Linked DNA regions of Homo sapiens: all the other regions are linked to region 1. Evidence: read pairs that join two places in POLR2A ChIA-PET (ENCODE). Cell type or tissue: Caco-2. All regions are shown on one strand. Each heading gives the region's core, and the rest is flanking DNA. Links, peaks and the distances in the headings are about the cores only.

Region 1 (10,760 bases), core at 1,387-9,386:
CCACCTTCCTTTCTGATGATTCTGTATCTCTCCCGTTACTGGGTAGAGGGGCACATCTGCCCATATTCTGGGAATTGTAGGAATTCTACTGTTTAAATTTCTTAAAGATTATTTTTGAAGAGCTAGTTAATACCTGGTCCAAGAGGAGTTATTCATCCTTCTGAAGACAGGCTTCTCTTGGGTGAAAAAATGTAGATGTAGAATGCCAGCAAGCGTTCTTATAGTCATATTAAAAAGGCAGTTCAGTCTCACAAAGAGGTCAACACTGCTCTGGTCTTCTGGGAAATGTGTAACTGCTTATAGATAAGGTTTCCTCGAAAACCCACTTACTTACATGAACCAAATTTAGTCCAGGGACTGCCCTCAGTTTGCAAGGACAGAATAGTTCCTGGAATAGTTAAAACTTAAAGGTATTTCTTGTTATTATAAGAATTTTTTAAATGGCTAATAAACTCCATGATAGTATAAAGTTTTTTAGGATGTAGAAACAAAACAAATTAATAAAATCTCTATTAGGGTGAGACTTCTAATTTCAAAGGAAAAAATGCATGAATTTAATAAATATTTAGCACTACTAATATATGCAAGTACCAACTTCATAAAAATTCCATTATATAAACTGAATTGAACATCTGTCAATTAATATTAGTAACACTCATGATATATATATAATATTTTAACAAAAATAAGTTTTAATGTTATACAGAGGGAAAATAAAAGTATCAGTATCTACCTAGGTAAAATCATATATTTTATTTTTAAAAACAGTTTAACAGTCAACATTGCTATTATTTCAACTTAGAACAAAGACTATATGTATAACTGAGATGACTGCCTGTGCAAGGTTTTCATGTGGTCACATTTAAGACAACCACCAAAGCAAAAAAATTCATTATTTAGCACAATGCAAAATGAGATTATTTTACCATTCCCAAGCACGAAAATAATCAAGGTACATTTCTAACACATTTAAATTAGCCCTATAAATAAACCAGGCATTCTCTTTTCTTCTTGTTTTGTTGTTACCTTACAGGAAAAAAAGTTTCATATCATAATTAAGGCTTAGGGACACAGACTTCAGAGCCAATAAAATTTTGGTTCAAATTCCAGTGCTACCTCCTACTAGCTGTGAGATATTGGGCTAGTTTCTTAACCATGCTAAGCCAATTTCCTCATCTATAACATGGAGAAAATGGATGTTGCAAAGATCGAGATAATATATGTATTATGGGTTTAATTGTGACCCCGTAAATTAATATATTGAATCCCTAACTCATAGTATCTCAGAATGTGACTGTATTTGGAGATAGGGCCCTTAAAGAGGTAATTAAAATGAGACCATTGGGGTGGGCCCTAATCCAGTCTGACTGGGGTCCTTATAAGAGGAAATTTGGACACAAAAAATAGATGCCAGGGATGTGCACACACAGAAGGAAGACTGTGAGGACACAAGAAGGTAGCCATCTACAAGCCAAGGAGTAAGGCCTCAGAAGAAACAAATCCTGTCCACACCTTAATCTCAGTTTTCTTTTCATCATAACTTTGACAAAATAAATTTCTGTACCCAGTATGTGGTACTTTGTTAAAGCAGTTCTAGCTAATTAATACAGCATGTAAAGGATTTAAAACAGTTTCTGGAAAATGGTAGATAATCAGTAACTGTTACTACTATTTTAATTATTTTCCCAGGGCTCTTCTAATATTCAATTCCAAAAATTACACATGAAACTTAATTTTTAAATATTCAATTTATGGCTAGGTAGCAAAAGACAAAGAATTTGTTGGGAGAAGCAGTCCAGTATGGGCTCTGAGCATCCCTGCACATTCTTGCTGGGTATTGCCCTTTCTTTTTCTAGGCCATTTCTAAGGGTTGTGTTTGCAGGGAGAAATCTTAAGGAATGGTGTAATATCTTCCTCCTGATGAAAAATAGGCTTGCTTGTGCTTACTATAATAGTGGTGACTCATCCAAGCTTGGTGTTCCTCTCCTGTAACACAACCCACTGTGTGTGCAGACATTCATTCTGGGCTCTTTGTGTCATACAATAATATTTGGGAAACACATGGGACTGACACAAATCAACATGAAGCTCTGGATACTATAAAGTCCTATGTCTCTGACCCATGAGTCTCATGTCTTCTGCCAGCATCCCATGAAATTTTAACAGGCTAATTTGTTAGCACGTGTCTTAGTTCATTTTGTGCTGCTATAATAGAAAATTACAGACTGGGTATTTTATAGAGAACAGAAATTTATCTCCCACAGTTCTGGAGCCTGGGAAGTCCAAGATCAAGGGTTTTGATGAGGGTCCAGTCTTTGCTTCCAAGATGGTGCCTTGGATGCTGCATCCTCCAGAGAGGGAGAACACTGTGTCTTCACATGGCAGAAGGCAGAAAGACAAAAACGGACAAACACTGAATCCCCACATGGCAGAAGAGCGTGAACCCACTCCTGGAAGCTCTTTTAATAACGGCATTAATCTATTCATAAGGGTGGAGCCTTCATGAACTAGACACCTCCCATTAAGCCCCACCTCTCAATCCTGTTGCATTGGGGATTAAAACCCCACACATAAATTTTGGGGGGACACATTCAGACCAAAACATCTTGTAAGTAGGGTAAAATCTCAGACATTGCACAGTTCTTGACAATGTTGGCTAACAGAGCCATGGCTTTCTGATGTTAACGTAATTAATTGGGAGGCCAATAGACTGAGGTAGCTCTAGTACCCTGAGTTGCTACATAAACAAACTGAACCCCAAATCAGGGTGAAAGGCCCTAGCCTAGGAAAATGAAACTTAAGCATAACCTATCAGAAACTGCCAACTAAGCTCTAACTAGGGACTTTAGAAATTGCCAGTAAACCTCTCACTAGGGAATTTAAAGCTACTGCTCCACCTTAACCAATCAAATATTTTCTTTGTCTTGCCTACATGAACACATTATAAAAGTTTTCCCCTTGCATCCCTTCATTGGAGCCCCAAACTGCCTGCAGTCTGGAGTTGTTCCATTCACAAATCACTGACTGCTCAAATAAACTCTAAAATGTTAATGTACCTAAGTTTTAATACTGGAAAACAGGAAGGCCTCAATGGCTAGATTAGGAGATATGAGAAGACTCTGGGATTCAGTAGTGAATGCTCTCATTCAAGTAGTGGGAAAAGAAGAGGGGAGTAGGCTTCCCTCTTATCTGTTAATGAATGTTCAGAGGCTAAACAGTGTGAGGCAGGATTAAAACAAGACACCCAAATGGTGTCTTGGTTGTTGCTCATTCACTTCAGGGTGGGAGGCAGAAGACATTGACATGACAATGAAGCAGCATTCTCCAGAGCCCTAGAAAACAGGAAATTTGGCTGTGGCTGATGAGTCAAGGAGTCCACAAAGCTGAAACAAATGGTATCAGCAATAAGAAAATAAAACTTTGACTAGATTAAAAATACAAGTTTGTTGCTGAGTTGGGCAGTCAATCAAAACTGAAAGTATAGGCCTGTGTTGCTTAACCGAGGGGATACATTCTGAGAAATGCATCATGAGGCGATTTAATTGTTGTGTAAACATCAGAGGGTGTACTTACACAAACCAAGATGGTACAGCCTACTACAAACCTAGGCTATATGAGCCCACTGAACCTAGGCTACAAACCTGCACAGCATGTTATTGTACAGAATAACATAGGCAACTGTAACACAGTGGTAAGTATTTGTGTGTCTAAACATATCTAAACACAGAAAAGGTACAGTAAAAATATGGTATTACTGTCTATGGGATCACCATATATATGTGGTCCATAGTTGACCAAAATGTCATTATACAACATAGGTTTGAGCTGCATGGGTTCACTTACACATTAATTTTTTTCTGCTTCTGCCATGCCTGAGACAGCAAGACCAGCCCCTCTTCCTTCTCTTCAGCCTATTCAATATGAAGATGGTGAGGATGATGACCTTTATGATGATCCACTTCCATTTAATGAATAGTAAGTGTATTTTCTCTTCCTTGTGATTTTGATAACATTTTCTTTTTTTCTAGCTTACTTTATTGTAAGAATACAGTATGTAATACATGCACAAAATATGTGTTATTGGTAAGGCTTATGGTCAACAGTTAAGCTATTAGTAAAATTTTGGGGGAGTCAAAAGTTATATGCAGGCTGGGCGTGGTGGCACACACCTGTAATCCCAGCACTTTGGGAGGCCAAGGCAGGCGGATTGCCTGAGCTCAGTTTGAGACTACCCTGGGCAACATGGTGAAACCCTGTCTCTACTAAAATACAAAAAATTAGCCAGGTGTGGCAGCAGGTGCCTGTAGTCCCAGCTACTTGGGAGGCTGAGGCAGGAGAATTGCTTGAACCCAGAAGGTGAGGTTGCAGTAAGCCAAGATCACGCCACTGCCCTCCAGCCTGGGCAACAGAGGGAGAGTCTGTCTCCAAAAAAACCAAAAATGTTATATGCAGATTTTTGATTGTGCAGGGCGTTGTCATCCCTGTCCACTGTTGTTCAAAGGTCAACTGTAGATGATGTTCCAGTGGTTGAAATCAGAAGCCACTTCCAACAGCTTTGACTGTGGTGTTTTCATATCTCTACCAGTAGGAATGGCTGGTAAACCCAGACAAAATTTAGGGCCCTGTTTGACCAGTCGTTTTTTGAGACTGGAGAGATTTACAGCACTCAATTCCTTTGGCAATGAAACAAATAAATGCTGTCTCTTTGGCCTCACCAGCAAAAAGGAGGCTCAACACCTTACTAAGACTCTACCAGTATAGGAGGCAGTACATGATGCCATCATGGGTGGCTCCCATATGTGAACATGTAGAAACACAGGGACCAGCACAACCTTGTTTCATTCTGATTGAACTTATGCTTCTCTAAATTTGTCAGAGTGGCCTTGGATTATACCATGTATAGCAACCGAGGCTGCAACTACTCAGTGACACTACTTATGTGACTGAAATCCACATATGATGATTTAAATCAGATTTGACAATACTTCTGAACTAGAGTAACCTGGACCCTTTGGGCTTATGTACTTGTATGTGGGGAAAATAAGCCATAGAAGGGCTCTCCATAGGGAACAGGTTTGTTTTTTGGCCCAGCTATTGCACCCATAATTATTGATAATAACACCACATATCAGTACGTCAGTCAAAGCTCCCTTTATTGGGTCATAAAGTATAATAAATTGTCCTTCACTACATTCTGGCTGCCTAATAAAAAGACCTATTGGTCCTCCCTTGGAACTTAGAGTTGATTGAGTCAAGACCTTGGGGGACAGGACTGAGGTTAATACTGCAGGTTGGCTTCATCCTGCTGCTGTGTCTGATAATAGCCTGCATTAATTGCTATATGAGACCAAATGAACAAATTTGGTACTGACTAAACAACCCGACTGTCAGGTTAATCAGAGTAGCTGATAGAGTGGCATACTCATGTGAAAATTCAAGTTTGGCCAAGAACATCTCAGGCTGAGGAGCAGACTGTTGGAAGAGACTATCCACTATGGGCTCTGAGTGTCCCTGCATACTTACTGGGTATGTCAAGAATGCAAGGACTTTGTCTTTACCTAGTCCATGTCCTAGGCTTGTGTTTACACTAAGCTATCTTCAAGTATGGGGTAATAACTCCCTTTGGACAAAGACCAGGATTTTTTTGCTTACTATAAAAGCAGTTAATAACCCAAGCTTACAACATAACCCACTGTGTGCAGGCTTTCATCATGGGCCCTTTGTGTTCCTCCTGTGGGAACTAGAAAAATGAGGAACTGAATAAAACCAACATGAAGCTCTGGCTACAGCTTTTGCTGTGAGCGATAAGTCCTTTGTTTCTGACCCAGGTGTCTTATGCATTCTGTAGCATCCCACGAAACAGTAACAGGCTAACTTGTTAGCTTATAAGTAGGGTAAAATCTCAGACCATGCACAGTTATTGACAGACATCAACTATTTTCTTCTTGGCAATAGCTGGCATTTTAGGCACCATGACTTGGCTATCAATATATTTATTATTAGCATGACATATTATGAAAAATTATTTTCCAAAGACTTAGCCAGTAACACTACAAAAATAGAAAGCCCGTTAATTCCTGTGAATTTATCTGTGTGTGTCCATGTCCAGTAATTATTTCACTGTCTGTCTGAAGTACTAACAATACTAAATCCAATGCTCGGCGCCACGCCTCAATCTTTGGTGTAACAACGTCATAAACTCTCGGAATCTGCTCCAGTTTATTTGAAATGTCTGAATTAAAAATTCTACTATTTAGTTTACTATATTCATTCAAGATGTAAGATGAAGGAGAGCCAGAGTCTGTGGCATTTTGCAGATGATGTTGAATGTATGTGCTGGCTTCAAATTCTGATGAGTAATTGGCAGTGTTATATAGGAGAGTTGAAAGGTATTTCTGCCATCCATTTGCCAGGAATTTAAGCACAGTTGGTCTGTATATTGCCAGAGATGAAGCCAGCCAAGAGGAAGTATTATGCAGCCACCCTGAGCAGGCATGGTTTTCTTTTTTCAGAGATTGCTCTGCAAGAATATGAAGACAGCTAAGACACAAAAATTCAACTGCACCACCTCCAAGGAAGACCTTTTCCTCTTTTAGAGCATAATACAAACGATAGGCACATGTCCAGAACCTATCTTCTTTGATTTGCATCTGTGCAGTAACTGGGTTAGTGAGCACGGCCGTAACCAAATTAATTCCTTCTGTTTTTAATAAGATTGCGATTCTGTTGTTCCTATCTACAACATCCAAAGGGCTGCTTCTCCAGAAGGTCACGCAGACCCCGTCGCCCACACAATCTTCATTCACTTGTGTAATGTAGGCCACCTGTACTGCTCCTGCAGCCTCTGCAAAAGCCTGCATCACACTGCCATTCACTGAGCCGATTACCAACCGCTTACTGTTTATACATTTTTCAATTAAGCGTTCGGACACATTTCCTTGTACCAGGACAAGGTTCACCTTGAACTGGATTAACACCTGTAACACGTGATTTGCCCACAGTTCTTCTGAGCTGTCTTCTTGAAGCCGCATGCTATCTAATACTGTTTTAATATTTGCAGACTTATTAAATCCCAGGTGGCGGTAATTCTCTGTGAGGTCACCCTCAATGAGAACTATTCGCACAGGCTGATTCTGCAATTCCTTGATCACAGGATTATTAGATACTGACACAACAGTGATATATCCTGGACAAACACAAGAAGAAGTTTCAGGTAAGCCTGGTAGACAGCAAGTGAAAATTCTTGAAATGTCAAACATAAATGGTTTTGTACAGTTGCCTTGTTGCACACAAGCATTCTGATATTGCAGCTGTACTGCTTCTTCTACTAACTTCATGCTGCTGTGATCTCCATGACTCAAGCCTACTGCCAACTCTACCAAATCATTACATCTGTAAGTTTTGTGAGTAGCTGTAACATGTTCTTGAAATCCATCTGGTTTGCTTACCCCTTCAGTATTATCTGTCCTATTAAAATGCCTACTGTGGATTAGTATTGACTGTCTGCAGCAGGTATCTGCAAGCAGGCTGTTTTTCAGAGTTCGTGATGTGTTGTTATCTGCTTCAACCTTTGTCTGAGGTTTAAATAATTCATATGATTTAAGAGGTCTCCCAGAAAGGTTGGAAATGGTCAGTGTTTGAGAGGCAACATCTTTGAGACCATGCAATTCCTCTATCAAATCAGTATCTGAAGGGACCTGTAGAAAAGGACACAAACTTACACTAAATGTTTCAAGTTGAGAAAATGTTTTTGTGCTGTCCATACAGTCAAATATATTGTGAACAGGTACATGAAGAGAAACTACCTCTTCACTACAAAAGTTTAAGCCTTCTGACATTACTGATACTATTATGGAAATGGGGACACCAAGATGAAGACATTCTTCAACTGCACTGCTCCAAGCACCAACAAGAAACAAAAGAGTACTGATTCCAGTTCTATATGTGTTGTTTTGTGCTTGAACTGCTTCATTGAGAAGTTGTCCCACTGCACTGGTTAAATCCAAACTTTCAAGAAGCCTTACTGTTGAACTGATTAATACACTTTCATGACATTCTTCATCTATAATAAATTTGGATGATTTTAGTGGGCCTAGGAAAGTTCTTCCTGTTTCCGCGAATGATGAAAGTTGTTGAAGTCCCATGTGTCTTCTTTTGTTTACGACTCTGCAAGCCATCACCATGTATCATGATCTGCAAACAAAATAAAAACTTGTAACTTTATTCAGTATAATTCATAGTTATAAATGCTATATAGAAATAAAAACAAGATATGCTCCCTGCTTTTGAGGTACATATAATTTCCATGAAAAGTGGTCAGTGCAATGATACAGTATTATTATTCTATTAATGATAAAGGTATGGGGGAATGGAAGAGAAACACTCCACCCAACAGAGGAAATGAAGCATGAGGGCTGTAGGCAACGTTTCCAGAAGAAAGCAATTCTTGGAATGAGTCTTGAAAAATAACTGGAAAGAGTTACAAGTTGAAGGAGGTAGTAGTAAATGTACATATATGTGAAAAAAACATAGTGTATTCAGGGAAATAGAAGTAGCCTGGTTTTATGAGAATATAAAAAATGTAGTGGAGCGGCTGGGCGCAGTGGCTCATGCCTATAATCCCAGCACTTTGGGAGGCCGAGGCGGGCGGATCACGAGGTCAGGGGTTCGAGACCAGCCTGGCCAATATGGCGAAACCTCGTCTCTACTAAAAATACAAAAATTGGCCGGGTGTGGTGGCACGCACCTGTAGTCCCAGCTACTTTGGGGGCTGAGGCAGAAGAATCGCTTGAACCCAGGAGGCGGAGGTTGCAGTGAGCCAAGATGGCGCCACTGCACTCCAGCCTGGGCAACAGAGCAAGACTCAGTCTCAGAAAAAACAACAACAACAAAAAAAAACATGTAGTGGAGAACAGTAGCAGATGAAGCTCTAGAAGAGGAAATGAGCTGGTTTACGAAGGGCATTATGTGCCATAGCAAGTAACTTAAACTTGATCCTGTAATGGGAACCGTTAAAATGTTTTTAATAAAAAAGATCAAGAAACAACTTGATGTAGTGTTTGAAAACATGTACTCTAAACCTAGAAGTCTGGGTGTGAACTTAATCCTACCGCTTTACTAGCTATATAGCCCTCAGCAAGTTATGTACTTTATCCCTTAATTTCCACATCTAAAAAACAGGGATAATAATAGAAGCTATTTCATAGTCATTATAAGGAGTGAATATAGTACTTAGAACAATGTCTGGCACCATGTTTTATGAGTTCTTGTTTTAATAACAATAATAATTGTAATGTTTTGGATATATTACCACTCTGATAACACCGTAGAGGACTGACTAGACAAGTACCAGACTGGAGTATATCCCATTATATATTATAGCACTACAAACATTCCTAGTCATTCCTTCGTTTCATTCATTCATGCATTTAGTGAGTATTTCTTAAGCACCTACAATGTACCAGGAGGCACTGTGTTAATTGCCGGGATTACAAAGACAAAGATTATACATACTCTGCCCTCAAGGAACTCCCAATCTAATTGTGCAGAGAGATATGAAAATGAAGCATAAAAATCCATCGTGAGCAGTGCTCAGAACAAAAGTCTGTTCAAAGCAAGACACAACCATGGATTTATTCCACCACAGGTTCAATGGGAAAGGTATGTGGCATTTCTCCTCCTCTTCAGAATAATGAATGCTTGACATAGCTTTCGTCAGTCTTTCAGTTCCAGTGTTACAAGGGAGATCCCCAGTATTACAAGTCACAGCGAACTCAGAAATGATTAGCATTCTTTTTATTTTTATTTTTTAGACAGGGTCTCGCTCTGTCACCTAGACTGGAGTGCAGTGGCATGGCTCACTGCAGCCTCGACCTCCTGGGCTTAGGTGATTCTCCCACCTCAGCCTCCCAAGTAACTGGGACTACAAGTGCATGCCACCATACCCGGCTAATTTTTCTATTTTTTTTGTAGAGATGGGATTTCGCCATGCTGCCCAGTCTGGTCTTGAAGTACCAGGCTCAAGCGATCCTCCTGCCTAGGCCTCCCAAAGTGCTGGGATTACAGGCATGAGCCACCACACCCAGCCAGCATTCTTAATGTTTGCTTACAAAGATATTTCTCTGTCAAAGTCTTCATTCACTTAAAGAAAACCATTTATGATGCATCTTAGAGAAAGCATGCTCACATTTGCCTTTTATTGCCAGATTTCTCTACTTGGCCTTAAAGGGAGCGGGGGCATGGGACGTGTTCTAATAATATATGCTAAACATGTAGGGGAGAGACAGCTTGTCATTGCAGAGGTGGCTGACTGCCACTGAGCTTCGCCCTTATACTCACCCAACAAATAGTTAATGAGGAGCTACCCCTAACTCCCCACATCCCCATACCCTCCGAAGCTGTCTACATGGGCTGCTCTGTCCTTGGCATGTGCCCTTGAGGGCTGATCCCACTTGGCCACACAAAGGTTTGTGCTCTAGGGTCTTTGAAAGAGAGAATTCCTGCTCTTCAACTTTCAAGCCCAAGCCTTAACATTTCAAGGGCTGCTTCTTCCTCTGAAATAAGTTGCTTTTCACTGGTCATTCATGATTTGGGTGAAAAGGTGGAGTCTGTAGTTCTTGGTTGCTTAATGCAAAAGGCCTGACTCACATTTCCTATAGTGCTGTGGGACATCCAGCCACAGGCATGAAAAGGAGGAGCAAATATCTTTAACTTTTGAATGAACTGTCTGTTTTCCATAACAGCTGAACATTCCCACCAAC
Region 2 (10,760 bases), core at 1,897-9,896, 71 kb before region 1:
AATTCCATCTCCTGTCAGATCAGCAGTGGTATTAAATACTCACAGGAGGCTGGGCGCAGTGGCTCACACCTGTAAACTCAGCACTTTGGAAGGCCAAGCGGGGCGAATCATCTGAGGTCAGGAGTTCGAGACCAGCCTGGCCAACATGGTGAAACCCTGTCTCTACTAAAAATACAAAAATTAGCCAGGCGTGGTGGCGCACTCCTGTAATCCAGCTACTCTGGAAGTTAAGATGGGAGAATCTCTTGAACTCAGGAGGTAGAATGGCCCGAGACCATGCCACTACATTCTAGCCTGGGCAACAGAGTAAGACTCCATCTCAAAAAAAAAATACTCATAGGAGCATTAACCTTATTGTCAACTGCACATGTGAGGGATGTAGGTTACGCACTCCCTATGAGAATCTAATGCCTGATTATCTGAAGTGGAGCTGAGGCAGAGATACTGGTGCTGGGGAGTGGCTGCAAATACAGATTAACATTGGCAGAGAGATTTGGCTGCACAGAGACCATAATAAATCAATTGCATGCAGACTCATACCAAAACCCTATCAGTGAGTGGCAAGGGACAAGCTGCATCTGGTGGCAGGCTTTAAGTCAGACTCTGAAACTTATTTTAGTCCATGCATGGCCTTCCCATTATTTTATTTACCACTTTGGTCCTTGCCTCTTTCCTGCACTGCATACTTGTCTCAGGCACAGTTTTGGTAAACCCACAGGCTAACCCTAGCCAAAATGAGTGAAAAACAAACGTCACTGGAAAGGTTCTTTGAAAAGGGGGAAAGACCGAGTGATGTGACAGCAGAAGGCTCTAAGACTGCCAACAGAAAGAAAGCTGCATTTAAAAGAAAATACCAAGAGTCTGACTTAAATTACAAGCTCATTGCAACAGGGTATTGACATTCTCTGAGCCCACTTTGTATAATATGTGGTGACTGGCTATCCAACGAAGCCACGTAACCGGTAACCTTAAAAACTGCTTCGTGACATGGAGACCAAGCATTAAAAGACAAGTCTTTGGAGTTTTTTTAAAAAAGAAAGCAATGTGAAGGCTGAGGCGGGTGGATCACCTGAGGTCAGGAGTTCAAGATCAGCCTGGCCAACATGGAGAAACCCCGTCTCTACTAAAAATACAAAAATTAGTTGGGCATGGTGACAGGCACCTGTAATCCCAGCTACTCAGGAGGCTGAGGCAGGAGAACTTCTTGAACCCAGGAGGCAGAGGTTCCAGTGAGCTCAGATGACGCCACTGCACTCCAGCCTGGGCAACAGAGCAAGACTCCGTCTAAAAAAAAAAAAAAGAAAGAAAAAAAAAGAAAACAATGTGAACATGAACAGAAGCAATTTTCGAAGGCCACCACGTCATCAAATGTGTCTCCACTGAGAGCTTCATTAGTGGCTAACTGCATTGCTAAAGCTAAGAAGCCCTTTACTATTGGTGAAGAGTTGACCCTGCCTGCTCTAAGGATATTTGCTGTGAACTTTTAGGAGAGGCTGCAGTTCAAAAGGCGGCACATGTTCTTCTTTTGGCTAGCACCATAACTAGACGAAATGATAAAATAGCAGACGATATTGCGTCACAATTTTAGAGAGGATTAATGAGTCACTGTGGTACACAATCCAGGTTGATGACTCCAGAGATATTGACAACAGGGGACAATGCCATGTTTTTCAAGAGGATGTGCATGAAGATATGTTGTATGCACTTTTGTTGCCAACCAACACCATGGCTGCAGAACTATTAAAGTCTTTGAATGATTACATATCGGGAAAACTGCATTGGTCATTTTGTGCCAGCATATGTATGGATGGAGTGGCTGCCATGACTGAATAGCTTTCTGATTTCACTACTTGGGTCAAAGATGTCACTCCGAATGTGAGTGTGTCACATTCAGAAGACACTGTGTCATCCATACAGAAATGCTGGCTAGTCAAAAACTGTCACCTGAACTTAACAACATTTTGCAGGATGTTGATAAAATTATCAACCACATTAAAATACATACCCTTAACTCACATCCGTTCACACAGCTCTGTGAGGAGATGGACACAGAGCACACAAGTCTTCTCTTATACACAGAAGTGAGATGGCTTTCTAAAAGTAGATCACTGGCCAGAGTTTTTGAGTTACAAGAGCCGCTGCAGGCATTTAGAAAAAAGTCACCACTGGCAGCACATTTTAGTGCCACAGAATGGGTCACAAAACTTGATTACTTTTGTGACATATTCAGCCTGCTTAATGAACTCAATCTGTCACTCCAAGACAGAACAACAACTTCAAGTTGTAAGGTAAAGTGGCTGCATTCAAAGCCAAACTAGGGCTGGGCACAGTGGCTCACGCCTGTAATCCCAGCACTTTGGGAGGCTGAGGCGGGCAGATCACTAGAGGTCAGGAGTTCGAGACCAGCCTGAGCAACATGGCGAAAACCCGTCTAGACTAAAAATAAAAAATTAGCCGGGCGTGGTGGTATGCACCTGTAGTCCCATCTATTCGGGAGGCTGAGGCAAGAGAATTGCTCGAACTTGGGAGGGTGAGATTGCAGTGAGCCGAGATTATGCCACTGCACTCCAGCCTGGGTGACAGAGTGAAACTACGTCTGGAAAAAAAAAAAAAAAAAGCCAAACTGGAATTATGTGGGCAACAGTGAACATTGGGATTTCTGACATGTTTCAGACATTAGCAGAAATTTGGAAAGAGACTGAGCCAGGGCCTTCTTTCTCCCAGCTGGTGCATGATCACCTATCTCGGATTTCAAAAGACTTTGAGCATTACTTCCCAATCACAAAAGACCCCTGAACTGGGAAGGAAAGGATCTGCCACCCATTTGTGGATAAGCCAGGGGAATCGACTTTGTCCATGCTGGAAGAGGATCAGCTGCTGGAGATGGCAAATGACCGTGGCCTTAAAAGTATGTTTGATCTGACTTCAAATCTCCATACGTTCTGGACTAAAGTCACGGCGAAATATCCTGAGGTTGTCACAAAAGCAATGAAAAGCCTGCTTCCATTTCCATCATGCCATCTTTGTGAAATAGAGTTTTCTGCAGTGACAGCAACCAAAATGAGATTACAGAGTAGACTGGACATAAACAACACATTTCAGGTGTCACTCTCTCCTGTCATCCCTAAATGGGACCATCTAGTTGCATGAAAACAAGCTCAGGGTTCCCACTGGTTCTACATTATGGTAAGTTGTATATTTATTTTATTATATATTACAATGCAATAATAATAGAAATAAACTGCACAGTAAATGTAATGCACTTGAATCATCCTGAAACTATCCCCCACCCCACCCCCTGCCCCATGCTATCCATGGAAAAATTGTCTTCCACAAAACCGGTCCCCTGTGTCAAAAAGGTTGGGGACTGCTGATCTATGTGACTATAATAATCAAGTGACTAGTCTCAGCTCATAGACTGATTTTGCCTTCCCAAGATCAAACCCTAAGTTCAGAAAAGTGAGAAAAATGAAAACTTCATGATGTCTTTTACTCTTAAATCATCTTTGCAGCTTCCTAGAGGGCCATTAGGTAACCACAAATACTTGGGTTTTTAAACTTTCTTTCTTTCTTTCTTTCTTTTTGAGATGGAGTCTTACTCTGTTGTCCAGGCTGGAATAGAGTGGCATGATCTCGGCTCACTGCAACCTCTGCCTCCCAGGTTCAAATGATCCTTCTGCCTCAGCCCCCCTAGTAGCTGGGATTACAGGCATGTGCCACCATGCCTGGCTAATTTTTGTATTTTTAGTAGAGACGGGGTTTCTCCATGTTCGCCAGGCTGGTCTTGAACTCCTGACCTCAGGTGATCCACCCGCCTCAGCCTCCCAAATTGCTGGGATTACAGGCGTGAGCCACCGCACCGGGCCCAGGTTTTTTAACCTTTTAATGAGAATGATGCTAGAAGTAATTATGTTTATTCATATGTTCTATATTTTTTTTAATTAGCCCAACACTTTTCTAAGAGTTGCATTGGAGGAGCTATTGAATCAAAGGAGCTGAGTGTTTCCTACATTAAGTTCATTCATATAAATTGTTATTTATAATAAACATGTTACAAAGATGGCCCTTTCCAGGAAGGCCCTGTTATTCTTTATCTTCTGTGTAACGTACTCAGATTACAGAGATTCTGATCTCATTGTTCATTTGTTCTTATTTAGATATTAATTAAAAGGGGCATCCTGACTCTGAATTCAAGGCTTTTTTTTTAAAAATATGCCAATACTAGGAGGAAAAAACTTACCATTTTAAAGCAACCTTGCAAGAAGCAAGAATTTGAATTTATCTTTGGGGCAGACTGCTCCTTGGTTGTGGAAAGCAAGTCCTCACCACCAGTGTTGCCCTGCTCTAAACAAAGTAATAGACAAAGGACAAACTGGGAAAATACACAGTGTCTTTGACATCAAAGCTAATCTTCTAAATACAGAAAGAGATCTTAACTGTCAATGAGAAAAGATCCATGGGCAAAGGTATATAAAGAGGTAGTTTGTAGAAAAAGAAATGTAAATGGATGTTTAAAATGTGAGTAAAAAAAGTACAAATTAAACCTAGAATGAGATCTATTCTTCTTCTACTCAGATGGGCCCAGTTAAAACGTTTAATAATTATAGCAGTAGTATAAAGTAACAGTTACTCTCACTGTTGGTGGGAGGTCTAATCAGCAATAACTTTCAATATTTGAGATAAGTATACCTTTAGATCCAGGATTTTCCTTTCTGGAAATTTATTCTACAGACATATTCATACATGTGCCCAAAGATGTATGTACATATGTGCTTGAACTTTGCTTGTGGTTGCAAAAGACTGAAAATAAGCAATATAAATGGTTATCAATAGGGGCTAGTAAAAAGAAATGATAGTAGATACATTTATTTAATAAATTATTGAAAGCCTATCATTGCCAGATATAACTCTATAATGAACTTTGTAGTTTTTTAATACATAAAGTAGACCTATATGTTATGGCTATGAAATGATCTCTAAGATATGTTGAAAAAGTAGAAAACAAGTAAAAAAAGTAAGATATACTGCAGTGTCCATAATATACTTCTATTTTTTGAAGGAAGACATACATACATACAGTATATATGCTTGCATAGACATAGATAATATTTCAGGAATGTCCGCCTCTAGGGAGAACTGGGGACTGGAGTCTACAGTCAAAGGAAGACTTCTCATTGTACTGTTTTTTGTTTGTTTTTGGTTTTTTGTGTGTGTTTTTTGGAGACAGAGTCTTGCTCTGTCACCCAGGCTGGAGTGCAGTGGCAAGATCTCGGCTCACTGCAACCTCCGGCTCCCGAGTTCAAGTGATTCTCCTGCCTCAGCCTCCTGAGCAGCTGGACTTACAGGCACACACCACCACACCCGGCTAATTTTTGTATTTTTAGTAGAGACGGGTTTCACCATGTTGACTAGGCTGGTCTTAAACTCCTGACCTCAAGTGATCCGCCCACCTCAGCTTCCCAAAGTGCTAGGATTATAGGTGTGAGCCACCGTGCCCAGCCTCATGGTACTGTTTTTGTACTCCTTGATTTGTTTTCACCATACGCATGCATTTTTTTCTCTACTTAAATAGGTTATTTTAAAATATACATAGTGAGAAAAATACAATAATTTGATATGAAATTTGTCAAGAAAAAAGAGAAAATGCTTTTTTTTTTTTTTTTGTCTTCAGGGGATGGTGTCTAGAGGTACTCAGAATGGTCCAGCTTTTGACCTAACGTTGTGGGCTTCCCCACAATACAGCCTCTAACACAACTATGCCGTCCCGAAACCCTGGTAATGTAATTGTCTACTTTTATACCAACAAGGTTGAAAAAGCACCAAAATCTGTATGTGGTGTGTGCCTAGGCCGACTTCATTGAGTTGGTGCTGTGAGACATAAAGTTCTTATGAGATTGTCTAAAACAAAAACACATCAGCAGGGTCTACTGTTGTTCCACATGTGCTAAATGTGTCTGTGACTGGATCAAGCATGCTTTCCTCCGAGGAGCAGTGGAGTGAAAGTGTTGAAGGCATGAGCACGGATTCAGAGAGTTACATTTAAAAATGAAGATTTTTGAGTACTAAATAATATTTTTTTAAAAAGAAAAGAAAAAAATAAGTAAATGCAGCAGGTCCAGAAAGTAAAGATGCCATGTATCATCTCTGGCCGTGTCCTGTAGGAGTCCAGGGGACAGCTCTCTGGTGACATCTGCACTCCTATCTTATCCTTCCCACTGGAAAAATGGCTACACTCGTATATTGAGAGAAGAGCTTGGGAAGAATCCCTTCATCTACTTTTTGCCTTGCTCCTCCAAGTTGGGCTATCAGGTATTTTAGATTTCAGTTCCACTATTAGAGGTGAAACCGAAATACATACGGTACTAGAGCCTACTGAACATGAAAACATGAGGGCCTAGAAATTGGCCACATCATGGTATATAGGAGATAGCATAGGTTGATTTAATGCAATTCGCCAAATATTCACAAGTGCACATTGAGAATTCTCCAGTGAGAAGACGTCCCCGGACTTTCTCATGCAGGTAGTCCTAAAATTGGTTTCTTCTTTTAAATGCATTATTTCTTTTCTTTTCTTTTTTTTTTTTTTTTTTGAGACTGTGTCTCACTCACATCGCCCAGAATGGAGTGCAGTGACACCATCTTGGCTCACTGCAGCCTCTACTACTCACCTCAGGGCTTAGGTGATCCTCCCACCTCAGCCTTCTGAGTAGCTAGGACTACAGGTGTGGGCCACCATGCCTGGCTAATTTTTAAAATTTTTTTGTAGAGATGGTTTTCACCATGTTGCCCAAGTTGATCTCAAACTCCTTGGCTCAAGCCATCAGCCCATCTGGGCCTCTCAAAGTTGCTGGGATTACAGATGTGAGCCTCCATGCCAGCTGTATTTTTTTTTTAAGATATAGAAATACTTTTTAATATGAGTTTAAGGCTGTTTTTCTTTTGAACACTTTTATTGACAACTTGAATTAGATCTGTTTTTATTCTTTTTTGTTATTAGCTTTTAATTAGTTAAGAAACATATGAATTCAATATCTTTGTAAAAAAAATAAAGTATTACAGATAATAGTGAGAGTATCCTTTAGACTCCACCCCCAACCACTGTCACTTCTCCTCAGATGAAACCACTTTTCTCAGTTTGGTGTGTGTCATTTCAGACTTTCTTTGTGCATTTACATACATATATGCACCCACAGAGAAGAAACTATTGTTTTGTGTGGGTGTCCATGTTTGTATATATAAATGGTATCATAGCGTTCTTATCTTTCAGCAGCTCGCATTTTCACTCAGTATATATAAGTTTTTCCATGTTAGTTAAGTCTGGATCTACCTTGCTCATTTTAACTGCAACAGAGTATTCCAGAGTATGATATATCTGTGCTACATAATGCAGCATGGATGTACATGCAGGTTGCATACAAATCATTGCTGTTATAAACAGTGATGCAGTGGCCATCTTTGCACTTGCCCCTGTGTGCATATATTTGAGTTATTCTCCAGAGGCACTACTCACTAATGAATTCACCGGGTCCTTGCATATTCCATTTTAAGAGACGCTGTCAAATTCACCTCCAAAATAGCTGTACTGAGTTATAGTTCCACCAACAGTGCTCACATCTTTGTAGAGGTGTCATTCTTGCCAAAATCTTAATGTCATAAATCTGAGAATGCTAATTAGTAGAATAGATGACAAAATTAAAATGTAAGAGCCTTTCTACAAGTTAAAAGGTTAAGATAAAATTTGTGATGTAGATATAAATAAAGTTCTACATCTAAGTTAAAAAAAATCAGTTTGGCAAGTATAGCACGGCAGAAACTGGCTTGGTAAAAAGTCATATAAAACTGATCACATGGTTAATAGAGGCCAAAAGGGTAAAGCTACTACCTAAAAAGCTAACATAACTGGGTTTCCTTAACAGATGTTTAGTGACCAGATGATATGATGTTGTAATTCCTCCAAACAGATCACATTTGGAAGATCTACATCTTAAGGGGACATTGACAAGATAGGTGGTTTTCAAAAGAGGGCAACATTGGCTACCATATTCATGTTTTGTGATAATTGTGCAGATTCCCACGTATCATCAAGTGCTTTTTTTTCAAAGACTGAATAAGAAGAGTACATTACAGCACAGCCAGGTGCAGTGGCTCACGCCTGTAATCCCAGCACTTTGGGAGGCTGAGGTGGGCAGATTATTTGAGGTTAGGAGTTTGAGACCAGCCTGGCTAACATGGTGAAAGCCCGTCTCTACTAAAATACAAAAATTTGCTGGGCCTGGTGGCGGATGCACGTAATCTCAGCTACATGGGAGGCTGAGGCAGGAAAATCACTTGAACCCAGGAGGCGGAGGTTGCAATAAGCCGAGATTGCGCCACTGCATTCCAGCCTGGGAAACACAGCGAGACTCCCTCTCAAAAATAAAAATAAAAATAAAAATAAAAAAGTGCATTACAGCAAAAAGTCATAGAAACATTTCAGAGCTCCAGATACAGAATCTACTTATTATGGACACTTCTTTTTTTTTTTTTTTTTAGATGTAGGATCTCCTTTATTAACAATAACACATAGCAAACAAAAGGAATATTTCTAGAGTATTTATGCTAAAATTATGCATTTTTTTTTTTTATTGATCATTCTTGGGTGTTTCTCACAGAGGGGGATTTGGCAGGGTCATAGGACAATAGTGGAGGGAAGGTCAGCAGATAAACAAGTGACAAAGGTCTCTGGTTTTCCTAGGCAGAGGACCCTGAGGCCTTCCGCAGTGTTTGTGTCCCTGGGTTCTTGAGATTAGGGAGTGGTGATGACTCTTAACGAGCATGCTGCCTTCAAGCATCTGTTTCACAAAGCACATCTTGCACTGCCCTTAATCCATTTAACCCTGAGTGGACACAGCACATGTTTCAGAGAGCACAGGGTTGCGGGGTAAGGTCACAGATCAACAGGATCCCAAGGCAGAAGAATTTTTCTTAGTACAGAACAAAATAAAAAGTCTCCCATGTCTACTTCTTTCCACACAGACACGGCAACCATCCGATTTCTAATCTTTTCCCCACCTTTCCCCGCTTTCTATTCCACAAAACCGCCATTGTCATCATGGCCCGTTCTCAACCAGCTGTTGGGCACACCTCCCAGACGGGGTGGTGGCTGGGCAGAGGGGCTCCTCACTTCCCAGTAGGGGCGGCCGGGCAGAGGCGCCCCTCACCTCCCGGACAGGGCGGCTGGCCGGGTGGGGGGCTGACCCCCCCACCTCCCTCCCCGACCGGGCGGCTGGCCGGGCCGGGGGCTGACCCCCCCACCTCCCTCCTGGACGGGGCGGCTGGCCGGGCAGAGGGGCTCCTCACTTCCCAGTAGGGGCGGCCGGGCAGAGGCGCCCCTCACCTCCCGGACGAGGCGGCTGGCCGGGCGGGGGGCTGACCCCCCCACCTCCCTCCCGGACGGGGCGGCTGGCCGGGCAGAGGGGCTCCTCACTTCCCAGTAGGGGCGGCCGGGCAGAGGCGCCCCTCACCTCCTGGACAAGGCGGCTGGCTGGGCAGGGGTCTGACCCCCCCACCTCCCTCCTGGACGGGGCGGCTGGCCGGGCAGAGGGGCTCCTCACTTCCCAGTAGGGGCGGCCGGGCAGAGGCGCCCCTCACCTCCTGGACAAGGCGGCTGGCTGGGCAGGGGGCTGACCCCCCCACCCCCCTCCCGGACGGGTCGGCTGCCGGGCAGAGAGGCTCCTCACTTCCCAGACGGGGTGGCTGCCGGGCGGAGGGGCTCCTCACTTCTCAGACGGGGCGGCTGCTGGGCGGAGGGGCTCCTCACTTCTCAGACGGGGCGGCTGCTGGGCGGAGGGGCTCCTCACTTCTCAGACGGGGCGGTTGCCGGGCGGAGGGTCTCCTCCCTTCTCAGATGGGGCGGCTGGGCAGAGACGCTCCTCACCTCCCAGACGGGGTCGCAGCTGGGCAGAGGCGCTCCTCACATCCCAGACGGGGCGGCGGGGCAAAGGCGCTCCCCACATCTCAGACGATGGGCGGCCGGGCAGAGACGCTCCTCGCTTCCTAGATGGGATGGTGGCCGGGAAGAGGCGCTCCTCACTTCCTAGATGGGATGGCGGCCGGACAGAGACGCTCCTCACTTTCCAGACTGGGCAGCCAGGCAGAGGGGCTCCTCACATCCCAGACGATGGGCGGCCAGGCAGAGACGCTCCTCACTTCCTAGACGGGGTGGAGGCCGGGCAGAGGCTGCACTCTGGGCACTTTGGGAGGCCAAGGCAGGCGGCTGGGAGGTGGAGGTTGTAGCGAGCCGAGATCACGCCACTGCACTCCAGCCTGGGCACCATTGAGCACTGAGTGAACCAGACACCGTCTGCAATCCCGGCACCTCCGGAGGCTGAGGCTGGCGGATCACTCGCGGTTAGGAGCTGGAGACCAGCCCGGCCAACACAGCGAAACCCCGTCTCCACCAAAAAAATACGAAAACCAATCAGGCGTGGCGGCGCGCGCCTGAAATCGCAGGCACTCAGCAGGCTGAGGCAGGAGAATCAGGCAGGGAGGCTGCAGTGAGCCGACATGGCAGCAGTACAGTCCAGCTTCGGCTCGGCATCAGAGGGAGACCGTGGAAAGAGAGGGAGAGGGAGACCGTGGGGAGAGGGAGACCGTGGGGAGAGGGAGAGGGAGAGGGAGAGGGAGACTGAGACTGAGACTGGACACTTCTTTTATTAACCTTTCTAGATACAGGAGAATTGGTCACCACAGGGTTCTTCCATCTCTGCAGCACTAAGTAC
Region 3 (10,760 bases), core at 1,875-9,874, 110 kb before region 1:
ACTTGGCTAGGCTGCAGTCCCCAGTAATTCAATGAAACACTAATCTATGTGTTGCTGTGAAGGTACTTTGTAAATGTGATTAAAGTCCATAATCAATTGACTTCCAGTAAAGAAGATTATTCTTGAAAATGTTGCAGGCCTGTTTCAACAATTGACTTCGAGTAAAGAACATTATTCTTGAAAATGTTGCAGGCCTGTTTCAATCAGTTGAAAGGCCTTATGAGCAGAGCTGAAGCTTCCCAGCAGAAATTCTGCCTGTGGACAGCCACTTCAGCCTATGCCAGAGAATTCTAGCCTGCCAGTTCTGCCAGCCTGCCTATGGATCTCAGACTTGCCTCACCAGCCCCCACTATGGTGTAAGCCAACTCCTTCCAATACATCTCTAAACATATATATTTTTAGAAAAAGAAAGAATTGCAGCCATGTGATTGGTGTCATACTGGAGTTTTTTACAGGTGCTAGGAGACTACAGAATAGGACATATCCATTATTAAATGAAAAGGCTGGGAATATTTCTAGGAGGGGTGAGTTTTGAGCTAAGTTTTGGAGTATAGATAGAAGATAACCACATGAGCAAGGTATTGGCAAGGGAGAGACAAAAGAGAATGATATTCTGGGTAGAATGTCATTCCAGGACTGAGGCATGAAACAGCCATGCCTGTTCTAAACACTTAAGTCCTACACACCTAGAGCAATCAAGAAAACCCAGGCTGAGAAACTCTATAGATCAAACAATCCAATTTCTTTAGCAAGTAATTGCAAGGGAGAAAAAAGGATGGAAGGAAGACATGACATGAAAACAGCTAAAAATTCATATATTTTCAAAGGCCAAACTAAAGTAGACTATTTTAGAATACCTATTTCTATGACAAAAACTATTAAGAAAAATAAAGAAGTGACTGAAATAAGTCTACACTTTCATTGGGGAAGACAGTCTGTGATAGAGACAGGGCATAGAACGCTTCTGAGGTGGCTGGCAAAGTTCTGTTTTATGACCTGAGCAACAGTTATAAGAATGTTCACATAGGAATAATTCCCTAAAGTACAAATTTTTAAACGTGATTTTCTGTGTTTGTATTTTACATTTTTATAAATTTTTTAAAAGGCTGTGCTAAGAGACCTTTCTAAATTGGACTTTAGACACTGACTTAACCCAGCTCATTTTAACAAGCCGGAGATGACTCCCTAGAGTCAGTTTTTGGATGCATGGAAGTCAACAATTTTGATAAACATAGACTTCTGGTAACTTTCTAATGTTGATATTAAATCCACTAAGACCTAAACTTAGACAAATAAATAGTATGTTATCCAAGCTTTAAATTCAATTTTTTAAAATATTGTAACATAAAAGCAAAAGCTCTAAACTACAAAATTGAAGCATCTCATCATAAAGCAAAATCTTAGTGGTCACTTAGCCTTATCATTACACAATTATATCTTAAATCACATCTACAATATCCATGACAAACAACTGTCCAACTTTGACTTGAAAATCTTCAGCAAAGGAGAATTGACACAATCTTTCTAAAATGATTTAGATATGTCAGCAAAGGAATAGAAACTCTGATCACCATAAGTAAATCACTTAAATGTTCAAGTGTTCAGATCATTGGCACTCAACACATTAGTTAAACAGTAGGACCAAAAAGCCAAATTATTATTTCAACATTACCACCATTGCTTAAAATATTTTGGAACTCCTATTTTGGAATATCTTCCACAATCCACATCATTTTCTTTTGTATATGCCCCAGGATGATGAATCTTAGAATCATACAATACCAATTTATCAGCAGTGTAAGGGATCATCCAGTACACCTTCCCTATTTAGAAATAAGGAAGCTGATATTTAGAGAGATCTGTCCCTGGTGAAAGAATATGGTTTTTGGAAACAGACAAGTCAGTGTTTCCATAAATGGTGAATACATTTACTCATTAATTCAATTAACATTTATGGGTAACAGCTATGTGCCAGGTACTGTGCTAAGCAATAGGAAGCCCAAAGGAAAATATAACATTGGTCTTTAGCCTTAAGGAACATACAGCATGGTTGAGGCGATGAGGACTGGTACACGGATAACTAAAGCTCAATACTGTAAGTGCCATGAGAAAAATATACACAGGCTACTTTGAGAGCACTCAGAGAATACATCTAACCCAGCCTGAACAGAGAGGTTTCCTGGAAGCAGTGACAAATGATTGGAGACTGAAAGAATTAGCAATAGTAAGGAAAAGAAAGAACGGGAACAAAAAGAAAGCATCTTATATAACTTCCAAAGGAGAAAGGGAGAGAAAGCCTAGCACATCTAAGGAACTTCCAGCAATTAGGTAGCATGGAGTGTAGGGGTATGTATGTGTGTGTTGTGGAAGGGGGTATGGGGGACTAAATGAGGCTGGAGATACCAGAGGCTCTGAATACTATGTTAAGGAGTTTGGTAGTGTGTAATAGCATGAAAGAATGAGAGCTTTTAATGAAACAGTGGGGACAAAGGACAGAATCCAAGGAAGCACCAACTGTGGGAGTGGACAGAAGGTAACAAATACGGGAGACATGAAGGAAGCAGGATTCACAGGGGCTATGAGGAGAAGGAAGGGAGGGAGGTAAAAAGAGGGCAAAAAGGAAGGAGAGAAGAAGGGAGGAAAGAATAAAGCAAATAGTTCAGAAATAGGTCCCAGGTTTTTCTGTCTTGGATAACTTGGAGGTGGTTGGAGCAGCAGGAGGGGAAAGTTGGCAAGAGAAGACAATGATATATGTTCCCTTCAGACACAGTGAAATTGCAATGCCTGTGGAAAATTCAGACAGAGATGTCCAGAAAGCAGTCAGCTATATGAATCCAGAGTTCAAAAAAGGAATCTATTAGAAATAAAGAGGTAATAATCAGAGCTAACAGTGGCTGCCTTGGGAGTGCAGGCTGTGCCTAATCCCTACAGGGAGATGTAAAGTGGCTGCGATCTTCTCAAAAGTGTGTAGCCAGCGCAGATTAAAGGGCAAAGGACATAATCCAAGGAAGCACCAACATTTATGGGAGAAGTATAGGATGTAGAGCAAGAAGAGCCTGGATGGAGTGGTCAGTACGAGCTAGTGCAGGAAGATACGTATATGCACACCTAATACCTACACACACACAATACTTGGAAACTAAGGTATCTAACAGTTATTATTTGCAGACAGTACCATTTTCTCCATTAAAAAATCAAGGGACTAAATGCACCATGATATTCTGGATTGGATCTCGGAACAGAAAAAGGACATTAGTGGAAAAAGCGGCAAAATCCAAATAAATCTATACTTTAGAACCAGCGTTGTAACCAGTATCAATTTCTTAGTTTTGACAAAGGTGCCACAGATATGTAAGAAGTAAGGCTGGGTGCAGTGGCTCACGCCTGTAGCCTAGCACTTCGGGAGGCCAAGGTGGGTGGATTGCTTGAAGCCAGGAATTCGAGACCAGCCTGGTCAACATGGCAAGAACCTGTCTCTACAAAAAATACAAAAAAATAGCCAGGCGTGGTGGCATATGCCTGTAATCCCAGCTACTTGGGAGGCTGAGGCACAAGAATCACTGGAGCCTGGGTGGGTGGAGGTTGCAGTGAACCATGATTGGGCCACTGCTCTTCAGCCTAGGCAACAGAGCAGGATCTTGTCTCAAAAAAAAAAAAAAAAAAAAAAAAAGTTAACCTTAGGGAAATCTAGGTGAAGGGTATAGAGGAACTTTGTAAAGTCTTTGTAAATCTTCTGTAGATCTAAAATTATTCCAAAATAAAAAGTTTCTTTTAAAGTTAGGAGAACATACAGATGAACTATTGAAAATAATTCAGCAACTTGCTTGATACAAGAATATATAAAAATTCGGTTTATTTACACCTACAACACATTATTAGAACTGTTAGTTATTAAAAAAATATTTATGATGATAACAAATAGTATCTAGGACTTTTATGGAGAAAATTTTAAAACTTTATTGAAAATCATTTTTAAAAGACTTAAAAGGGGAGCTATGCATGTTTACAGATGGGAAAACTCGATATAGGTAAGATGTCATTTCCACCCCAACCAAATAGTTTACAAATTTAATGAAACCCCACAAGAGTGGTCAGAAGTAGGAAACCAGGAGTTAGAAACCAAATGCAGATAGGATCTCAAGTGGGACCTTCAAGAAGACCTTCAGTATCAAATGGTACCAAAAATGACAGGTAATATAAAACTGAAAAGTATTCACTAGATTAACCTCAGTAACAATTTGGGAACAGTAAATGCGAACAACTCCTTCAAGAAGTTTGTGAAGTAAACCGCAGATGTTAAACTGTAGTACTCAGAGTAAATAACATGGTGTCAAATGCATGAATTTTGGAGTCAGACCTGGATTCAAAATCAGCCTTCATCTCCAAGTAACTGAGCTTACCTTCTCACCTGTACGATGGGAAACAGTTGTTATAGATCTTTTGTGTGTGTGTGTGTGTGTGTGTATATACATATGTACACACCCATATATAAACTTTTAGTATATAGCACTCAAATATGTTGGCTTTGCACCCTACCTGCTTTGTTTTGAGATTCAGGAAATTATGTTTTTAGGAATCCTTGTATTTTATCAAAGATGAGAATATCTAGAAGAGGGCAAGTATGAATGTGGCTGAGGCATCTTTTTAAAGTATATTATTTATGCTTATATAATGTCTTACCATAGCGAGCCCAGTTCTTTACCTACAGAATAAATAAATTTTTAGTTTTATTTTATTTCCCAAGGGAAATACTGCAAAAAAGACTAAGACCTTATATAATTTCTCAATCTATTATCCTATTCATTCATTCAGTAATTGATATTGGTGTCTCTTATGTGTCAGGAAACTATTCTAGGATCTAGAAATACAACAGTGACAAAGACCTACAAAGTCTCCACCCTCATGGGGCTTAGTGGCAATTGCATAATTTTTCATTAGTTGGGCCAGTGTTAATATTATTTCTCATTTAAGTAATTTGAAACCCAAGCAAACTGAAACTCTCAATTTAGGGTACTAAGATAATCAGAAAGCAGTTGTCTAATACTATATTTCAAGGCTCACTATATTAGTCTATAGAGAACAAGTACTCACATAACCTGACATCTTCAGCTCAGAACACAATGCTCACATTTTAACTTCTGGCTGATTCAAAAGACCTTTTTTATTTAAAATTGGTTGATAGAGTGTGTTCGCTTTCCAATAAAATTATGTTTTGGTGTCCAAAAATAACTGAGCCAGGTTTAGTAGTCTCCTTGGATCTAAAATTCACCAGTAACTGAAAACTAAATTCCAAGGTATAACCACTGTTTTTTTTTCTTCCATCAGCCATCATCCAATCCAATGCTGAAGACCAGGCACTGAAAACCGTTTAATGCATAGATAACTGACAAAGGAGGCTAGGTAACAAAAGGAACTAATTTGGCCAGGCACGGTGGCTCACGTCTGTAACCCTAGCACTTTGGGAGGACAAGGCAGGCAGATTGCCTGAGCTCAGGAGTTCAAGACCAGCCTGGGCAACACGATGAAACCCCATCTCTATTAAAATACAAAAAACTAGCCAGGCATGATGGCATGCACCTGTAGTCCCAGCTACTCAGGAGGCTGAGGCAGGAGAATCACTTGAACCCAGGAGGCGGAAGTTGCAGTGAGCCGAGACCAGACCACTGCACTCCAGCCTGGGTGACAGATCGAGACTCTGTCTCCAAAAAGAAAACAAAGTAAAAGGAAAAAAAAAAAGGAACTCATTTGCTGAAAATGAAAAACTTTACATCTTCATACATGTATATGGAGTACCCATGGTAATAATCAGATAAATTACAAAGATCAGATACAAATATGACTAACACATTTCATATTGCCCCTCTCAGTAAACTTTCTTTTTTTACTATTTTATTTTGCATATCATCCCAGAAGCCCAAAACCACACATTCCATTCTCTTCACAATTCAACTGGCTAATTAAAGTTTATAAATAAGAACATTAGACACCCAGATAGTTCATTAAAATTCTTAGCAACTCCTCAGCTAGCAAACAAGGTTAAAATTGGGCATAATATGAAAGAAAGAAAAATTAAAGAAAGAAAGGAAGGGAGCTAGCTTAGAAATCTGTGCATTCCTTCATTACTACCCAATCAGGACATGGCTTTACGAGTCCATTAAATCTTTCTGTGTATCAACTCTTATAGCCATAAAGTAAAAATGGTTTTTATTATGAAACTTAAGATTGTAGATGATGACAAAATAATTAAAACAATTTAATTAAAAATAAGTGCAACATACAATGTCTGAAATACTAAATCTCTTGCCAAAATTTTACTTCTAAGCCATACCATTTAACTTATGTAATTTAAAAAATTTAAAGATGTACAGCTGATTTATGCCAAAGGTAGGCTGTTAGAAACAATTTCAATCCATACAAACTTACAATTTCCTCCAATATCTTATGTACTGGCTTTATTACCTCATGTTCTAAAAGAGATATGTTTGGGCTGGCTGAGCTACCAATACAAGCAACTGTAACACAATGCCCAAATAGCTGTAAATATCAGGTGACTCCTGATTCTTCTAACAGCACAGCTGCTTGTTTAAGAATGCCAATGGCTTTTATTTCTATAGTGACACCATCAGATAATTAAGTCAGATTGATGGTAAGAAAAGGAAAAGGTAGGAACTATTTAGCATCTTGTGGCATTCCAGAAGCTCCAGGCGCAATACAGGGGCAAAGAACTGCACAGCAGCAAAGATAAGCTTCAGAGATAGAGAGAAAAGGGGAGTTCAAAGTCCCAGTACTCATCAGTAAATAGTCACAAGTTGACAGGTAGAGAGGACACCTTCCCTCATCTGTTCTGTAGCTATTAGGGATTACAGACATTATCTGACTATCTGAGCATCACGGAAAGGCTAGAAATGCTCTGCCACTGAGGACACTTCTTGGCCTGGTTTGTGGAGGTATTGTAATTCAGGTGGGAAAATTCCATCCACTTTTGGCTGGGGCATTTTCTGGTAAGAATAATTACAGTACTAACACCTCAGTAATCTGGATTTCAGGACCCCACACTGACTCCTGGCACAGCAACACCAGGCAACACTGACGACATGCATCTATAAATACCTGGCTTCCACCTACAAAACGCATCAACCCTATATGTGTTAAATGGTCTTTTCTTCTCAGGGGCCAGCTGTTGGAGAAATGTTTCTAAAAATAAGTTGCCCACAAAATTATAGAAATGGAGAACAGATGGGTAGTTTCCCAAGGTGGGGCTGAGGGAGTGAGTGCACCTATAAAAGGGCAACCTGAGGAATCACCGTGATGATGGAAATGCTCTGTATCTTGAATGAATCAATGTCAATATCTGGGTTATGATACTGTACTACTGTTTCACAAGATGTTACAATGGGGGAAAATTGGGTAAAGAGTACAAGGAATCTGCCTGTATTATCTTTTTACAACTGCATGTGAATGAATCTATAATTATCTCAAAATTTTAAAATTTAATTTAGAAAATACCAGCCAACTAGTTCAAAGTCTCTACTTCTAGCTTAATAATTAATATTTTAAATCTGTGCTTTAAGATCTAGAAATTACTTGAGAGAAAGAAGCTAAGCAATATAAATAAGATTCCTTTAAATATTACTTTTAGTGTAACTTCCATTTCCATGTTAGAACAGAAAATGGAAGAAATTGAGAACCCAAGGGCAGAAGAGCCCGCAGACCAAATAGCCTCCACTGTATTTAGATTTTTTCATTTTACAATTCATTGTTGACTGAGTACCTGAACTAGGTCCCATTCAGGTACAAGGGATAAAGCACTGAAAGGAACCAGACACTGTCTCTGCTCTTGTGGATTTTACATTCTAGTGCAGTCTCTTAAAGCCAAATGAATATTGTGTCTTGAACACAATATAACACAATGTAACACAATATAAAAATCTGATGAGAGGTTTCAATTAATACTAAATTTCAATGATTTTATTCTAATAATTATATTAGAGAAAATATGTAAAATGTTTTGAAGAGGAATCACTATTTGAAAATTTTTTTTTCTGATGGCTTATTCTACTTATCAAATTCTCCCTTATTCAGAGACACATATGGTCTGTGGGCTATCCTGCCACCATGAGCTCTCAATTTCTTCCAATCCCTATTCTTCATAGTCTCTGAGTAATTTCACTAGAAGGTGAGGGTACGGGGACAGAAGAAAAGAAGGATGAAGCTCAAATATCACTTTTGCTACCTGTTGGTTGCACTTTTAGTAATTAGAAGAGGGGAGAGGATTATTTAAAGACAAAAATTGTTCCTCAGATAGCTGAAAATCTACAGATTTTTCTCATTTCCATTAGTAAGGGAATGTTAAGAACTTCTCTGGTGACCCCAGAACATTTGGTCACCTGACATTTCTTTGTATTTCCTGCAACGCTTACTGAATAAACAGGAAGCTCATCAGCTCCTAGGGCACCATCTGCACTACTTATGAGAAAATGTCTTCTAGCAGAGGCCTTCCAAAGCTGGAGGTGGAAGTGCCATGGTTTAGACAACCTGCTCTGTTGTCTGAGGAGGCAGCAGCAGACAGGCCTTTGAGGAAGTCAGTATCTTCATATGGAACAAGTTGTTGGAAGTCAGACCTTCAGTCAGGGTTGGCAATACTTTCACAAAAACAACTGAGAAATACTTCAACAAAACTGCTGATATTTTGAAATGTGAGTTCTTCAATATAAATCAATTCTTGAAAATTCCTCTCAGTACGCTGAAATCATAAGCAGCTCAGAAAGAGATTAAACAAAAATATAAGCTGCCTTAAGTAAGTATTTCTGCAACTAATCCAACATACTCAAGAGATGGAACACCTCCTGAATATAGCCTTTTCTTGGCAAATTCTTCCTTTTCGAAATGCTTCTTGGGTGATTTGAGAGAGCTTGAGGTTTCTCCTCAAAGTTAATTAAGTAAGTGCCTCATGGAGATAATGCAACCAGCTTGTTGGCCATGTTACTTTCCCTAGGGGTGAATGCCAATTAGCCGGGCTGTTTGTGTTCCTGGCACCTCTTTCTGGATTAAAGAGTTCACATTCATCCACAAAAATCACACAATTCAGGCAGCTCCAGAACAGAAAACAGAGCGGCATGTGTGTGCCCGGAGGAGGAGGAGCTTTGGGGGAAAGGCAAGTAGGGGCACAGGGTGGGGAAGGGAAGCTGCCCAGAGTGTTCCAGTTATTTAATACACTCTCCCACACAGTCATTCTATTTGACTGTAAAATCATTAGGAAAACACCTTTCAAAGCAGGCTTAAGACAAGAGAGTTTTATTTGACTCCCATGAAAATAGCCCCGGCAGCACGTCTCTCAATCAATGACGAGCATTACTGCAGCCTCCACTTTGGAAAACCACGCTTCCAGCCAAGAGCTCAAGGCCCATCTCCAAAACTTCTGAGAAGGCCCTTGCAAGGAAAATTCTTCCCCGCATCCCCTGCATGACATATGCTGGGTGGACTTAGTAGGAAGTTGGAAACGGCTCCTTTGCCTGAAAGTCTTCAGTAAGAAAACAGGACCTCTTCTTCAGCTGTGCTGAGTATTTAAAGGAATAAAACAGGATCACAGTAAAAGAAGATCATGGCTCCACCCTCAAGAATGCAGCTGCCTCTAAGTAGAAGTTAATAATTAGGCAGACTCCAGAGCTGAGTTCTTTAAAATATGCTATTTGAAATTGTTGTTAAAAGCCTGTGAGGTGCGGGAGACTCTTCTCCAAAAAATGTTTACCATTTCCTTACACAATCTTGATTGCCAGGGTCGAATACTACCACTGGTTTCACAAAAATATTGTGTTTTTGGAAAGGAAATGCACAGCCATCAAAAGAGTATCAGTGAATAACGAATATGCTCATTAGAATTCTGTAGGCGAATGCCTTTCTATGTTTACTACTTTAAAATATTGTATCCTTATGTGAAAAAGAAGCTATTTTTTAATGTCCTTTTAAAAAATCTTCTCACATCCAAAAGGCTTGCAGATCTAAAAAAGAAAATATATAATGGCTTTTCCCCATGTTCCTAGTATATCTTCTATGCTCTATCTACAGAAGAAACAGGTACTCTCATTGTGCAGTATAACCAGCTAAGCCTTCATCCATCCCAGCTCCTCTCTAGACGCAGCAAATACAGCACATATACTGATGCTTTACAAATGTCTATTTTTAATAGTGAAGATAATTAACAAAACTGCATTCTGCATCTCTCTCCATTTAATATATAAGAACGTTCATTCTTTCATTTAACTCCTATCAATATTGTCCATTTTAGTTTATAAAAGATAAGGAATTAGGTAAGTTTTGCTTATATTCTTCATCCAGCAAGCATTTATGAAGCACTCATTGAGTATCAAGCACAGCATTAGTATATACACCCTCGCACCATTCCAGTAACAACTACAAAAACAGACCACGTGGGTATGGATGCGTAACCCAAGTGCAGCAGGAGTAGTGTGGTGAACAAAAGACAGTTCAAGATGTTTAAATATTGGGGAATTCCGTGAAGGGGATCTAATTTCTAACTCCCTGAAATATTTCCTGATTCCCCTTTTCCCTCCTTCCTAATTCTCAAAAGTACAAATAGCAACAACAAAATCCCTTCCTCCTTACATCTTGTCTTCAGGGTTTTTACTCTACCTCAGCATTGTCTCCTCTGTTCCCCTCTGTGTGTTAAGATATTTATAATATACATGAACTTAAAACTCTCTTATTAAATAACTTGCCTCATCACACTCTGATTCTGGAGG

Evidence for each region. ChIA-PET counts read pairs that join two places held together with the same protein. Peaks named below come from ENCODE experiments on the same cell type or tissue, not always from the same donor. Only the 100,000 strongest peaks of a DNase experiment are listed, where the experiment ranks them.
Region 2: POLR2A ChIA-PET joins it to region 1 with 5 read pairs; 7 of 35 experiments call an interaction of 5 or more read pairs at or near these places.
Region 3: POLR2A ChIA-PET joins it to region 1 with 7 read pairs; 6 of 35 experiments call an interaction of 5 or more read pairs at or near these places.

What each region holds. Positions count from the first base shown.
Region 1 is chr4:122,739,316-122,750,075 of GRCh38, reverse strand. BBS12 (Bardet-Biedl syndrome 12) reads right to left here. Exons shown (of 2, transcript NM_152618.3): 2 at 5,137-8,193. The coding sequence starts at 8,183. The coding sequence ends at 6,051. It also overlaps the pseudogene LOC727709. Among named protein-coding and RNA genes, the nearest start is that of BBS12, 12 kb to the right of the region's middle. RefSeq lists a cis regulatory region at 223-364. In Caco-2, for the core only: no CTCF peak of the experiment used is centred there; a DNase peak (open chromatin) is centred at 5,615.
Region 2 is chr4:122,811,054-122,821,813 of GRCh38, reverse strand. It overlaps the pseudogene RPL34P12. Among named protein-coding and RNA genes, the nearest start is that of FGF2, 10 kb to the left of the region's middle. In Caco-2, for the core only: no CTCF peak of the experiment used is centred there; no DNase peak of the experiment used is centred there.
Region 3 is chr4:122,853,358-122,864,117 of GRCh38, reverse strand. All of the region lies in intron 1 of FGF2 (fibroblast growth factor 2), which reads right to left. Among named protein-coding and RNA genes, the nearest start is that of FGF2, 32 kb to the right of the region's middle. In Caco-2, for the core only: no CTCF peak of the experiment used is centred there; a DNase peak (open chromatin) is centred at 6,707.